Linked DNA regions of Homo sapiens: region 2 is linked to region 1. Evidence: chromatin contacts called from ENCODE Hi-C or POLR2A ChIA-PET data. All regions are on one chromosome and are shown on one strand. Each heading gives the region's core, a stretch centred on a gene start or an enhancer-like site at or near the end of the contact. The rest is flanking DNA. Distances are from core to core; before and after follow the strand shown.

The links. A loop is a pair of places that touch in the nucleus more often than their neighbours do. ChIA-PET counts read pairs that join two places held with the same protein, here RNA polymerase II (POLR2A). Pooled maps may share reads with other maps.
Region 2: a loop to region 1 is called in a pooled map, with 2.1 times the contacts of the local background. The contact joins two enhancer-like sites. A Hi-C loop is called at or near these places in 1 of 168 maps with a recorded cell type or tissue (ovary) and 8 of 50 pooled maps. POLR2A ChIA-PET finds 5 or more read pairs at or near these places in 1 of 52 experiments (WTC11).

What each region holds. Positions count from the first base shown.
Region 1 is chr3:123,369,435-123,375,497 of GRCh38, forward strand. The region is part of intron 1 of ADCY5 (adenylate cyclase 5); the gene reads right to left. Among named protein-coding and RNA genes, the nearest start is that of ADCY5, 77 kb to the right of the region's middle. Within about 2 kb of position 3,682, at least 7 of the 41 ENCODE cell types and tissues checked have a DNase peak (open chromatin) inside an H3K27ac peak, as active enhancers do.
Region 2 is chr3:123,486,412-123,492,474 of GRCh38, forward strand. It overlaps HACD2 (3-hydroxyacyl-CoA dehydratase 2), which reads right to left. Exons shown (of 7, transcript NM_198402.5): 7 at 5,143-6,063. Among named protein-coding and RNA genes, the nearest start is that of ADCY5, 40 kb to the left of the region's middle. Within about 2 kb of position 2,767, at least 3 of the 41 ENCODE cell types and tissues checked have a DNase peak (open chromatin) inside an H3K27ac peak, as active enhancers do.

The DNA.
Region 1 (6,063 bases), core at 2,432-4,931:
GTGTGGTACTAACTGCCATGGCCACTAAGCATTTGGAGATGGTTTCTATCAGGGAGATGAGACATGAAACAAGTCTGTGTGTCCCTGTGAGTGTCTGGGAACTGGGAGAGCTGGCCTGAAGTATTGGAGAGTCCCTTATTTGCTGGCTGACCTTGAGCATATCACTAGGAAATCCCCAGAAGAGATTGAGTCTATAGGAGAAATGAGCTAATGTGCAAACGAGTCTCTTGGAAAGGCCTGGTGAACAGCAAGAGGCCTGGATTGCTGCAGTGCAGCCCTTCTCCTCACAGGCTGGGCCAGCTCAACAAACTCCTCTGCTCTCTGGGTCCTATGAGGTTTCTTTCTATGTAAAATGGGAGAATGTGACCAAACAGCTCTCAGCTGCTTCCCAAGAGCACTGACATCCTGAGGACTCTGGGGAGTCTTATCTGTGATGTGATTCAGTCTCCCAGAAAGAAACCAGGAGATTCTGCCCTGGTCTCCACTCTCTCCTGGCTGTGCTGCTAACAAGGGGGTAGGAAGGGTGACCAGAATTGGCACCACGGCCACGGGAAGCACTGACTGCCTTAATTCTTGGGGCATGAGGAGTAACAGTGTTAAGTCTTCTCTCCCAGGGCCAATGGAGGCATGACCTAATGCCAAAGGGTGAGCCATGAAACTCAACCATTATGATAGAAGACTATAAAAACAGCCAGTGGGAGGAGTGGCAAATGTTCATTTGCAGACTCACCTGCCCTGCATACTCTCTAGGCCCCTGGAAATATATTCTCAGTTTGAAGTCCAAGTGATGGACTATAGATTATCACACCACCGCCCCCTTTAGAATAATTAAGATTAACCGTTTTATTTAAAAATAATAATTTTTAAAAGGCTGTGGCAGAGACTGTAAGTTGTCCAACTAAATTCCTTGCCCTGTTCTTCCCAGGCAATACACAGTCACTGGGCACATGGCTGCCCAGCCACAGACAGCATTTCTCAGCCCCTCTTGCAGCAAGGTGTGGTCATGACTATGCCAGTGGGGTATGAATGGAAGTGCTACATGCAGCTCCCATGTCACCTCCCATCCCATTATCAAACACGTTCTTCTGGGCTACAACATAGATAGGCTCCAAACCCAGCTTTGACCATATGAATGAGGATAATGTCCTTAGAAGTGGTGGAGCAACCCCATGGAACTGAATCATCCTACCAACCTGGACCCCATCACTTTGAGACTATGACACAAGAGAAATAAATTCCCATCTTCTTAAGGCCACTGTATTTTGGTATCTCTTTGTTACGGCAGCTTAGCCTTGACCCCAATACACCTGCAAACAGCAGAGGTTTCTAGGTCTGAGTATCAAGATGGCAAGCCCCTATCCCATCCCTCCCTCCCCTTTGCCCTCTCCGTTCCTCCCCCACTTCCTCCTCCTCCCTTCCCACCACGTGCTCTGGGGCAGAAGGGAGAAATCACAACACACAGGGCACACAAAGCCAAGGGAAGGCAGGATGAGGCTGGAGGTGTGAAAACACTAAGGCCACTCCAAGAATGGTTGAAGGCATCTGAGCAGTGCTCCTGACAAGACCTGGGACTAAGCCCAGAAACCAGAGCAGAGACAAAGCAGACAGAGGGGCTGATTCTCAAGACGGAAGGAAGCACAGTGGCCAGACTCTGCACGGTAACAAACAGCGGCCCAGAGGAAAGAAGGAGTGAGCTCTGCAGTATCTCAAGAAGACGAAGCATGCTGTGGGGAAAACGTGGGATCTGGTTAGGACCTGGTATCAAAGCTCCAAGTTCACATCCTTTTTCCCCTGTGTGGTGGTGACTGAGTAACTTAACCTTAGTAAACCTCAGAATCTTCTCCTACAAAATAGGGATGATACTATCTACTTCTCAAGGACTGTGTAAAGATTAAGATGATGGACTAAATAAGGTGATAATATAAAATGTCAGGAAAGCAATTATTCTTCCACTGCCTATCTAGGTTTAGTAAAAGCAAGAAACTGAGAGCTCCAACCAGTCGATCGCAGTCCCCTGAGGAGAGTGGAGAAGATAAGAACATCGGCAATTTGTCAACTGTCTTGAAGCACCAGGCACAGGCCTGGGTGCTTTACCAGAGTACTGTCTCCCAGGGGAAGTGGCACGCGGCCGGACCCAAGCCGGGTTCTGGTCCTGAGCCTCGGGGCATTGCACATGGCAGCCGGTATCTCTCAGCCAGGCCTGGAGGATGGGGCAAGAGCTGGGGATGAGGCTGCCACTTCTGCACCCATTGTGGGCAATGCCTCAGGGCACTCCCCATCAGCAGCGAAGGCCAGGCCAGGTGTGGGTAGCATGGGATCTGAAGCTCAGTTTCCTGCCTGATTGTCCCCCACCCCCACCCCTGCATATCTACACAGTGAAGGGCAGAAAAGCAAAAGGTGCCCCAGGGCCTCCCCTCAGGGATAGCTGGGCCCTGGGCTGCTCCTAAGCCAGATTTGGGGCAGGGGAGAGGGGAGTGAGGGGATTTGAAGAAGGTGGGCAGGCGAAGTCCCTGGGGTCTGCAGTGAGCACAGAGGAGGGCTTGGGGGCTTGGGGCCCTGCCCCACCTTCTGCTGGGCCATTATGCAGAACCTTTGCCTCTTAGCCCCTTGTTCATTCAGCTGGTGTTCCTCTGCACTTGCTGACACTGCACTTACTGCTGGACTTGTCCAGGAGCCCTGGTTGTCTCCTGAAAGGTGAGCCTCCATGCTGGCCCAACACTTCTCTCACCTCAATTTGCCCCATGTTCTCTGCTCGAGGGCCCTAAACATTGATGCTCGTAATCCTAGCTGCCAAAGGACAGGCATCCATCAACCCCCAGCCCCAGGGACCCCCTCACCTCTCTCCCAGGACTCAGAAGCAGCCCACACTGCTCTGACCCCCAACACATAAGCAGAGAATGACATTCCCCAGGATGCAGGAAGATCCAGGGAAACATCACAATGCCCAACTGGGCAGGCTATCAGCCCACGCATGGCACCCACATCCTGAGGGCACCCAGGCAAGGAGATAGGAGAGTGTCCCTTTTCCTCCCTATTTGGAGGAAGCAGCACCCCTTCCCAGAGGGAAAAAGCCCCGAGTCCTCAGAAAGGCAGACTGGAGTGGAATTTAAGCCCACGACACCAGATGCTATTCCTGGCCACATGCCTAAGATGACAGAGCAAGAGTACCTCAAGAGAAACACACATGCCTGCCTCCCACCCCTAAAACCACTGGGTGCCTGTGCCCCACACCAGCAACAAGGGCAGGTAAGCCCATCTGGGCAAGAGGCTGGCAACAGGATCATTCCTGAAAGTCAGCTGTCAGTCAAAGTCTGCACCAAGGAAGCTGCTATGAGAAGAAACCCTGGGTGTGTCCTTTGTACTCTGCTATCCTAAGCAAATGACCACTCCGTTAAAAAATCAGCATTGGCAAGTCTGAACGTGTGTCAACTGGTTTTTAAAATTTTTTAAAAGAAGGCCACAGCTACAGCAGAAAGTAGAGCCAACAAAGCCACCTTTGAACCCAGACAAGCTGAACCCTGACAAGCAGAGGAAAAGGCAGGGATACTGCGAGAGGTGGCAATGCAACACTCAACCACCTGTTCTCTCCTGCCCGGTTAAGGTTCTCATTCACTCTAGGAATTATCCACAGCAAACCATTCCTCCAAAGCCAGCTAGGCTGGGGCCAAGTCTCATGGAGCTGCCAGTACCTCCACAGCACCTAGCATGCAGCAGGTATTCAATAAATGTTCGAGTAGGAACAGGGGCACACAAATCAAGTAATGACTGGTGTGTCCCAATCACAGCCATTTCCAGGCAGCTGGTATGTACATGAGGAATACAGACTGATCTGACTTCAGCATGAGCCAAAAATAATGAAGAGAGGAAGTCTGCTATAAATCATCTAGCGCATTTAGAAGTCCTCTGTCGCTGGGCATTATCCATGCCATTGGCTTTCCTGCTTAATGCAGCAAACTGGATTGATACCAGAGGGATGGAGAACTCTTCTTGGAGTCTCCAAGTCTCAGCTGGGCTGCCCCAAGAGCCAAAACAGAACTGGAAGGATGAAGGCCACGGAAGGGACAGATTCTCACGCCCCCATCCATAGGGTCTCACAGAAACGACTCCTTGCCCTGAAGGACGCTGGGGAGTTAGGACAGAGGTCCTTGACAAAGGAGTGAGTCAGGTCCCTGTTGTGAGCACCCCAAGTGCTAGCACAAGTCACTTAAGCTAAATTGCTCTTGTCAAAACAAGCCCTCTGCCAGCACTCACGAGGCTGGGCCCGGCTTTCATCACCGACACTTGCTGAGCTGTGGAATTTAGCCAACAGGCCAGAAGCATCACGCCCCCCCCCCCCCGACCCCCCCGCAGGTAGCAGAGGATCAGGACTGGCGAAGCATAGGCTCTGGGCTGGAGCTTTACTCCCATTTCTACCACAGGGTGATTTGGCAACCTTGGGAAACATCTCTTTACCTTTTGGTTCCTATAAAATCAGGATAGGGCTTCCGCATATTCGATGGAGAAGTTTCTAGTGATCATATGGTCAACTCCCAAATCTCCATATTAAGGGAGGCAACAGTACATGGGCAGCACCATGGGACATAAGCACTCATGGTTAAGGTAGAAAACACAGGAGAAACCACACAAGTGGATGCTGAAGAATGACATGGCTAAGTTCAGATTGCAAATGCCTCTGTCGGCCAAAGAGGTCAAGACAGGCATCAGGGAGGGGGTAAGGTTTGGGCTGGGAGCTGAGTAGGGTTGGGGTGTGGAGGGGAAACTTTTGAATGAAAACAACAGTCCTCAAAAAATCACAGCACAGGTGGGGCAGTGAAGAGGCCACCATAGCAGGATCAGAGAGCGACAGATGATGAAGCTGCATCAGTCAAATGGCCCAGATGGTGAACCACTGTCTGCCAGGATGGGAAGCTTGGCTTGGTCCCACAAGCAATAAGGAGCCACTACAAGCTGGTAATGGGGGTTGTTTCATGATATTTAATAACAGCTACTGTCTACCAGATGCTTACAGTGTGCAGGTATAGCCTCATCTAATCCTCGGGACAACACTATGGGCTGGGTGTAATTAGAATTCTCATTTTACAGACAAAAAGAAAGTGAGGCACAGTGAAGTTAAGCAACTCGCTCCAGGCCACACAGCTAGGAAGTAGTGGCACTGGAACTTGAACCAGGGCCAACTGACTCTGAAACCCATGGTCTTAATCACTGTGCTACACTGGCTCCACCCCAGAAGGAAGAACTATTTGTCTTCTTTGGCAAAAGGGGGGCAGCAGCATCTGTCTGGAGGCTGGGTCTGCAGACTAGGAATGCTGCTGCACTCAAGAGACGGGGCTGGGGCTGGGAGGGAGGGATGAATCCAATAGATTCTATAAGGGAAGTACTGGCAAGATTTGGGACTGACCCACCCAAGCCTGGGGAAACTTGAATGTTTATGGAGACCTTGACAGAGACGGAAAGTTGAGAAGGACACCAATTATGGGGCACATGATGAGCTCACACTGAAGGGTTGAGAAGTGCCCATCAATGGGCACTCATATCTCTCCTTGAGAAGTTCCTCTTCTCCCTCTAACTTAGACTTCACCTGCAGCCCAGGTCTTCACAAATTACCCTCCAGAGGAATTAAGCCTCTCACCATCTGTCAGCCCCTTCACAGGCCCCATCCCCTGGTGACACCTCCACCCCTGCCCCCAGCCCTTTTTCAAGGGCAGCACATCTGTCCCGAGGAGAAAGGGCTGGGATCTGGTTAGTGTCGGCTCACTGCTGAGAAGTTCGACGTGGAGGACTCATTTATCTTCCAGTCTGTGTGTGTGAAAGTATGCATGAGTGTGTCAAGAACCTGCAGATATAAACAGCTCTGCCTCAGAGAAGGAAGCATACTCTCATTTTTCCTCAGTGGACGACAAACAGAGATAAACCAGACGCTAAGTTTTCTCAGGTCCTGTTGCCAGTAATCTCAGCCAAGGGGGCACTGGCAGGGCATGCTTCCTGAAGACTCTGGGACCCAGTGGTCCTCAAGGCATCACCCCAACAGCTCAGTGCACCCTGTTTTTGGGCTCAGCCACCAGT
Region 2 (6,063 bases), core at 1,517-4,016, 120 kb after region 1:
TTCCTGGGAAGGATTCCAAAGTCCATCTTCATCCTTCTCCAACACATCTTCGTTCCTCCCTAAGGAAGAGGAATGTTGATCTTAATGTTCAGTTCTGAGATTGTGATGGAGCTGCATTTGCTAGTGGGAGTGATGGAGCCAATGGGCATTAAGAGGTCTGTGCACAGGGGTGTGGTTCCCTCTTCTGTCTCTCCAGTCCTAAGTGGTAAGTGGAGCGGGGTGGGCTCTCTTCTTGGATGCTTTCCTGTCCTTCCTGGCCCTGGCCCCCACCAGCCGAGCATGGCGGCACATGCACTCAATCTTTATGAATTTCTGTCCCGGAGCTGGGGGTGTCGGAGCAGCCTTTCTCCCCATTTCAGTGGATAAGAGCTAAGTGCTAGGATGGAGAGTGGGATGGGGTCGGGTGAGAGGTGAATTGAGCAGGTCTCACAGTTTCCTGTGCTGAAGCCACTACCTCTCACTGGTTTAGGAAGCAGGAGTGTTCTGTGAGGTTCTGCCCAGACTACCATAATCCTACCCTAGGGCTCAAGCCAGTTAACTGCAACACGAGTTTGCTTGCTTTCCATTGATTCTTTTGTATACAACTCCACTGGGAATGCATCGAGGAGAAATGAGAGTTCTGGGCTGGGACTGGGCATTGTTGGGCCCCCCAGTCTACTCCAAAGCCGTATCATTATTTCTAACACCCAGCAGGACTGCACGCCAACTTCAACCACAAGACAGAGACAAAAAAGTGTGCACTGGCTTTCATAACAAGGTCATTAGTGACCTTGAACAGAGGGGGATGATAGGAAAAGCCAGGCTAGAGTGAGACAGGAAGAGTGCCAGATAAGAAAGAGAGAAGTGGGCTGGGCACGGTGGCTCATGCCTGTAATCCCAGCACTCTGGGAGGCTGCGGCGGGTGGATCCCTTGAGGTCAGGAGTTCGAGACCAGCCTGGCCAACATAGTGAAACCTCGTCTCTACTAAAAATACAAAAATTAGCTAGGCGTGGTGGTGCAGGCCTGTAATCCCAGTTACTAGGGAGGCTGAGGTAAGAGAATCACTTGAACCTGGGAGGCAGAAGTTGCAGTGAGCTGAGATCGTGCTGCTGCACTCCAGCCTGGGTGACAGAGTGAGACTCTGTCTCAAAAAAAGAAGTGCTTCATAGGTATCTCTTCCAGAGGACAGGAGAGAGGTGGAAGTAGTGGAGGATATGGGGTCAAGGCCAACATGGGAAGAGCTGGCAAAGAGGAAGTACAGAGAGAGAGAGGGAGAATTGACAGAGTGAGGTCTGTGAGGAAAGGGAAAGATAAAAACATCTGGAGCACAAGGTAGGGATTAGTTTTGGTGAAAGGTCACCCCATCCATTCTAACATCAGGAAAAGGAAAGGATGATCCCAGCATGGGCAAGTTTATAGATCTGGTGACAAAAAAAGTGGAAGGAATTACTATCTGATGGCTCTGTTTTCTCTGTGAAATTGGGGGTGATATCCTGGGCTGATAGTGAGTAAGAGATTGAAAGATGAAGTTTAAAAGAAATTACAGAGAGTGTCCCAGGCAGGCAGCCCCAGGGTGAGGCCCAGCAGATTGATCACAGCACCACAGGTGCTGCCAGTCCCAGCCCAGTCTGCTCAGACAAGTTCACATCAAGTGGAAGCCTCCAGCCAGTGCTGCCGACACCTGGGTTCTCAGCCTAATAATTCAATTACCTATTTGATGATGGTGATTTCTATATATTTTTAAAGCCCCAAGGGGCTGGGCATGGTGGCTTACGCCTATAATCCCATCACTTTGGGAGGCCAAGGCAGGAGGATGGCATGAGCCCAGGAGTTTGGGGCCAGCCTGAGCAACATACTGAGACCCCAGCTCTACCAAAAACCTCCAAAATTATTCAGGTGTGGTGGTGCATGCCTGTAGTCCCAGCTATGGGGGAGGCTGAGGTGGGAGGATTGCTTGAGCCCGGGAAGTTGAGGCTGCTGTGAGCCCTGATCATGCCGCTGCATTCCAGCCTAGGTTATAGAGCAAGACCCTGCCTCAAAAGAAGAAAAAAGATCCCTAGAAACAACAGAGCAGGAACAAGGAAAAATCTTCCTAGAGCCCAGGCTAAACCCCCATCTCTCATTTTTCCCCTTGGATAGGTCAATATTCCCTGATGGGGACAGCTGCCACCGATAGATTAGTATTTTTCAAAGTGTGTTCAAAGAACTTTAGCCCTGAAGACGTGTCAAAGATAAAGGTGAAAAACAGGTTTGGAAAATCCTGCATTAACACTCCTCTTGGAGGTTGCATTCATATACAGAAAGATCTGAAACATTTAGCAGGAGAGAAAACTTTAATTTTTGTTTCAGTGTTTTAAACCACAGACTCCTCTCCCTAACATGCCCATGTTCCCATGATCACTGAGAACTAATAGTCTGTGGATTTCACCTTAACATATATTCGTTAAGTCAGCAAATCACTTGAACATGACTATCAGCCCAGGCACAATCAACTAGTTGTGGTTAGTGAAGGACATTATCCATTTGGTATGTCCAAAGTGGTTGTCATTTAAACAACTATCTCTTGAGGAAGATTTTCAGCCTGTTGAAGAGTGAGAATAATCTGTGGCATGAACAGAAGCATTTTAAATCTGTGAGAAAACTCACAGTCCAAGAGTCAAGTTAACTGAAATCCACAGAATAGACTGAACATGCTGCAGACAAGCATTCTTGGTCCAGACACCGCCTTATAAGGTGGCCTGACATTTTCTCATGGCCCAGGCCACCCTCCAAAAATATCCAGAGACAGAATAAGAGTGGGAACTGGCCTCCCTGAACGTTTCAAATATGAACAAGCAGGCTCTCCATGAAACAGGAGGGCTGACACCTGCTTTGCAAGCCAGCTCCAAAAGCGCTCTGCTTTTCAAAACCAAGTAGTTGCAGGGTCTGCGATGGGGAGGAGGGCTCTGCAGCTGGGAGAAAATAGATTGAGCCTCGAAGCACGCACCCAAGCTGGTTTCTTTGCTCCAAAAAAAGTGTTATTTCCTGTACTCCTCCAGAATATGCTTTAAAATCTGTCTTTGCTTTATATGGACAATAAAAGATCCGTGACTGATTTTCATTAGAGTGCCTCTGCCCCTTTCCGTGTCCTTGGGATGAAGCTGTTTCCCAAACTCCTTTGGCTCTTAAGGCCCCAATCGCTTGTGAGGTGCTGCCCCCGAGTGGGGAAGCCTGGCTACGACAACACCGAGGGGGAAATACAGATCCCGGCTTTAACCAAGTGCAGCATCTGGAAACACATCTGGATTGCCTGCACCCAAAGCCAAAGATAGATGTGAAAGCACTACCATGGTAACAAGTCTATGCTCTGGAATTAGGGAGCAGAAAGCGTGACTTCCAAACATAAAAATATTTATGAAATGGGCACTCTAGGTGCTTATATACACAGCCTTTCACATTCTTATTTTTGCTCACCAAATGAGGTTTTAGGGTGAATTGCCTTTTGTGGGAAGGATTATTTTTGGTATTGAGACTTGCCCTCATAGCACTAATATATCTTTAAATTAAAAGAAGTATTGGTCAAATAACCACACTGCTCTCTCTTCTAACTCTGGTTCTGTTATAGGCAGAGAAATGTTAATAGGTATGGCTAATTTTGGTAATAGTTGCTTAGAACAGTTTCTTCACCATTAAACTGTATGACAATGAGCCAGGCTATTTGTGAGGCTGGGATTTTTTTCTTTTCAATAATAAAAGGAATTGAAAAGCTAGTCCTCATTCTTGTTAAAGGGAATAGAAAAACACAGCAGTATTTTTGGAATGCTGTGTAACAGTAGGTCTCTTAATTATACCAATGGTAATTCCTCCAGGCTAAGGCTTATATTAACATAGTACACATAATTGCCACAAAATATGACAATGACAAATTGGAAAGCCCTTGTCTCCATTACCATGCTAACATTGTAAAGGTTGTGTTTTCTGAGTAGCCTCTACTATTAACTTTACCATCTGTTCCGCAGTTTCAGCTGCAATACTTTTTTCATAAATGAAAAAGCCAACCTCTGAAGCTGAATAGGCTCTACATGAGGAGAGGTGGTCTAACCTCTGAGCTGGGAACATCTAGGCTGCGATCAGATGGCATTTAGAAGGGAAGTGTTCTCCTTTGGAACAAAGACCACACTCTTAGGCCGTGGTGATGATCTGAGAAAGAGCTGGCAGACTCAGGTGGGGAGCACATCACTGCTACAGGCACCATGATCAAGTCGTCACTGGGAAAAGTGACTAGAACATACCCAGCACCAGAGGCCTAGAGCTAGATCAGCTGTGACCCAGCGGAGGACACCCCAAGGCAGTGTCCTTCCCACCACTTCTTACTGCGAGCCTGAGTAAGGGGGGGCCACTCCTGGGATTCCTGTGTTTGGAGGCATTTTCAGAATGAGGTACTTGAACTTCACCACATCTTGCTTTAATGTAAGATGAACAGTGCTGGGCAACAGGATCTCCCGCTGAACTTCTGTTAGAAAAGTTACACTAACAGGCTGGGCGTGGTGGCTCACACCTGTAATCCCAGGCGTGGTGGGAGGCCAAGGCGGGTGGATCACCTGAGGTTAGGAGTTCGAGACCAGCCTGGCCAACATGGTGAAACCCCATCTCTACTAAAAATACAAAAAATTAGCCAGGTGTGGTGGCGGGTGCCTGTAATCCCAGCTACTTGGGAGGCTGAGGCAGAAACATCGCTTGAATCCGGGAGGTGAAGGTTGCAGTGAGCTGAGATCGTGCCATTGCACTCCAGCCTGGGCAACAACAGCGAAACTCTGTCTCAAAACAAAAAAAGAAAAGTTACACTAACAAAACCCCAGCTTGTTATAAGACAAGGTTCCTCAACCCCATGCTGATTAATATCTTAGATTCCCTGGTCACTTGCATGAGGAACCCCTTGTCCCTCTGCAGCCAGCTTGCAGACTGGCTTAGCCTGAAGACTGACTGGCAGGGAAGGACTTTTTGGAAACCTCTTAATATAATCTGTCTTTCCTGTAAGTGCAGAACCATTATGAATAGCAGAATTAGATTTTAAAATTGTCAAAGAGCTGGAGTCCATAATTGAACTGAAATTCTCCCATATTCCTGCAACACCACATTCAGGCCTACTGACTATGAAAAATCACTGCACTCACTGGTAGGTATTTCAAATCCAGGCAGAGCACACACCAGTTTATTTTGAAATGCAACACAGATCAGTATTTTATGAATACAACTTATTACTACATTATCAGGTAAAAACAGCTTTCAAATGCATGCATAGAAAGTTAAGCGTAGTCTCTGGACTCCTTATTTCTAAATATACAAAAAATACATTTAAATTATATAATTTTAGTGAATCAAAGACTTATAAAATTACAATTTTGGTTTTCACAACATAGAAAAAATACAAAAATGACTATATATACGGTTGTACAATTTTTTACCCAAATTTCAAAGGAGCAGTATGTATTGAATTTAATGTTTTATAATGTTTTATCTGAAACTCAGAACTGCAAGTAATTTGCAGGTTGTACCATATCAATGCCAACCTTTTATTATAAATGAATAACCAAAAAAATAAGTGAAAAATGAGGGCACGATCTCTTCTTACACCTCTTCAACTCTCCAGCATCTAAACCTTTCCTGTCAGAAGTCTGCTCTGGAGACTTTTTTCATCTGCAAGGACAGTGCTTTATTCCATGACTAACTCTCCATGGTGCCTCTGGATAATGGTTGGTATGTGTTAAATGAATAAGCCCAACCTCAGCAAACAGAACGCAGCAAGATGTAGATTAGCAGTCTGTGCTGACAAAAGCACTACTGCGGACCTCAAAGAATTCTCTGTCAGAAGAAGGCCCCCACGGAGGGATCTGAAATACATAATCAAGTGGGTAGTTGGGAGGATGATGCCTTTGACTATGCCCTGAAATGAAACCTCTAAGTCTGACAAAATACCCACAAAAACATGACCTTCCTTGTTCACACTTTATAAGAAGGTGTGACATTTGGTGGTGTGGTTGTTCTCAATTTATAAAATAATAAATGACTTCAAAGGAGAAATGAATTCATGTTAGGGATAAAGA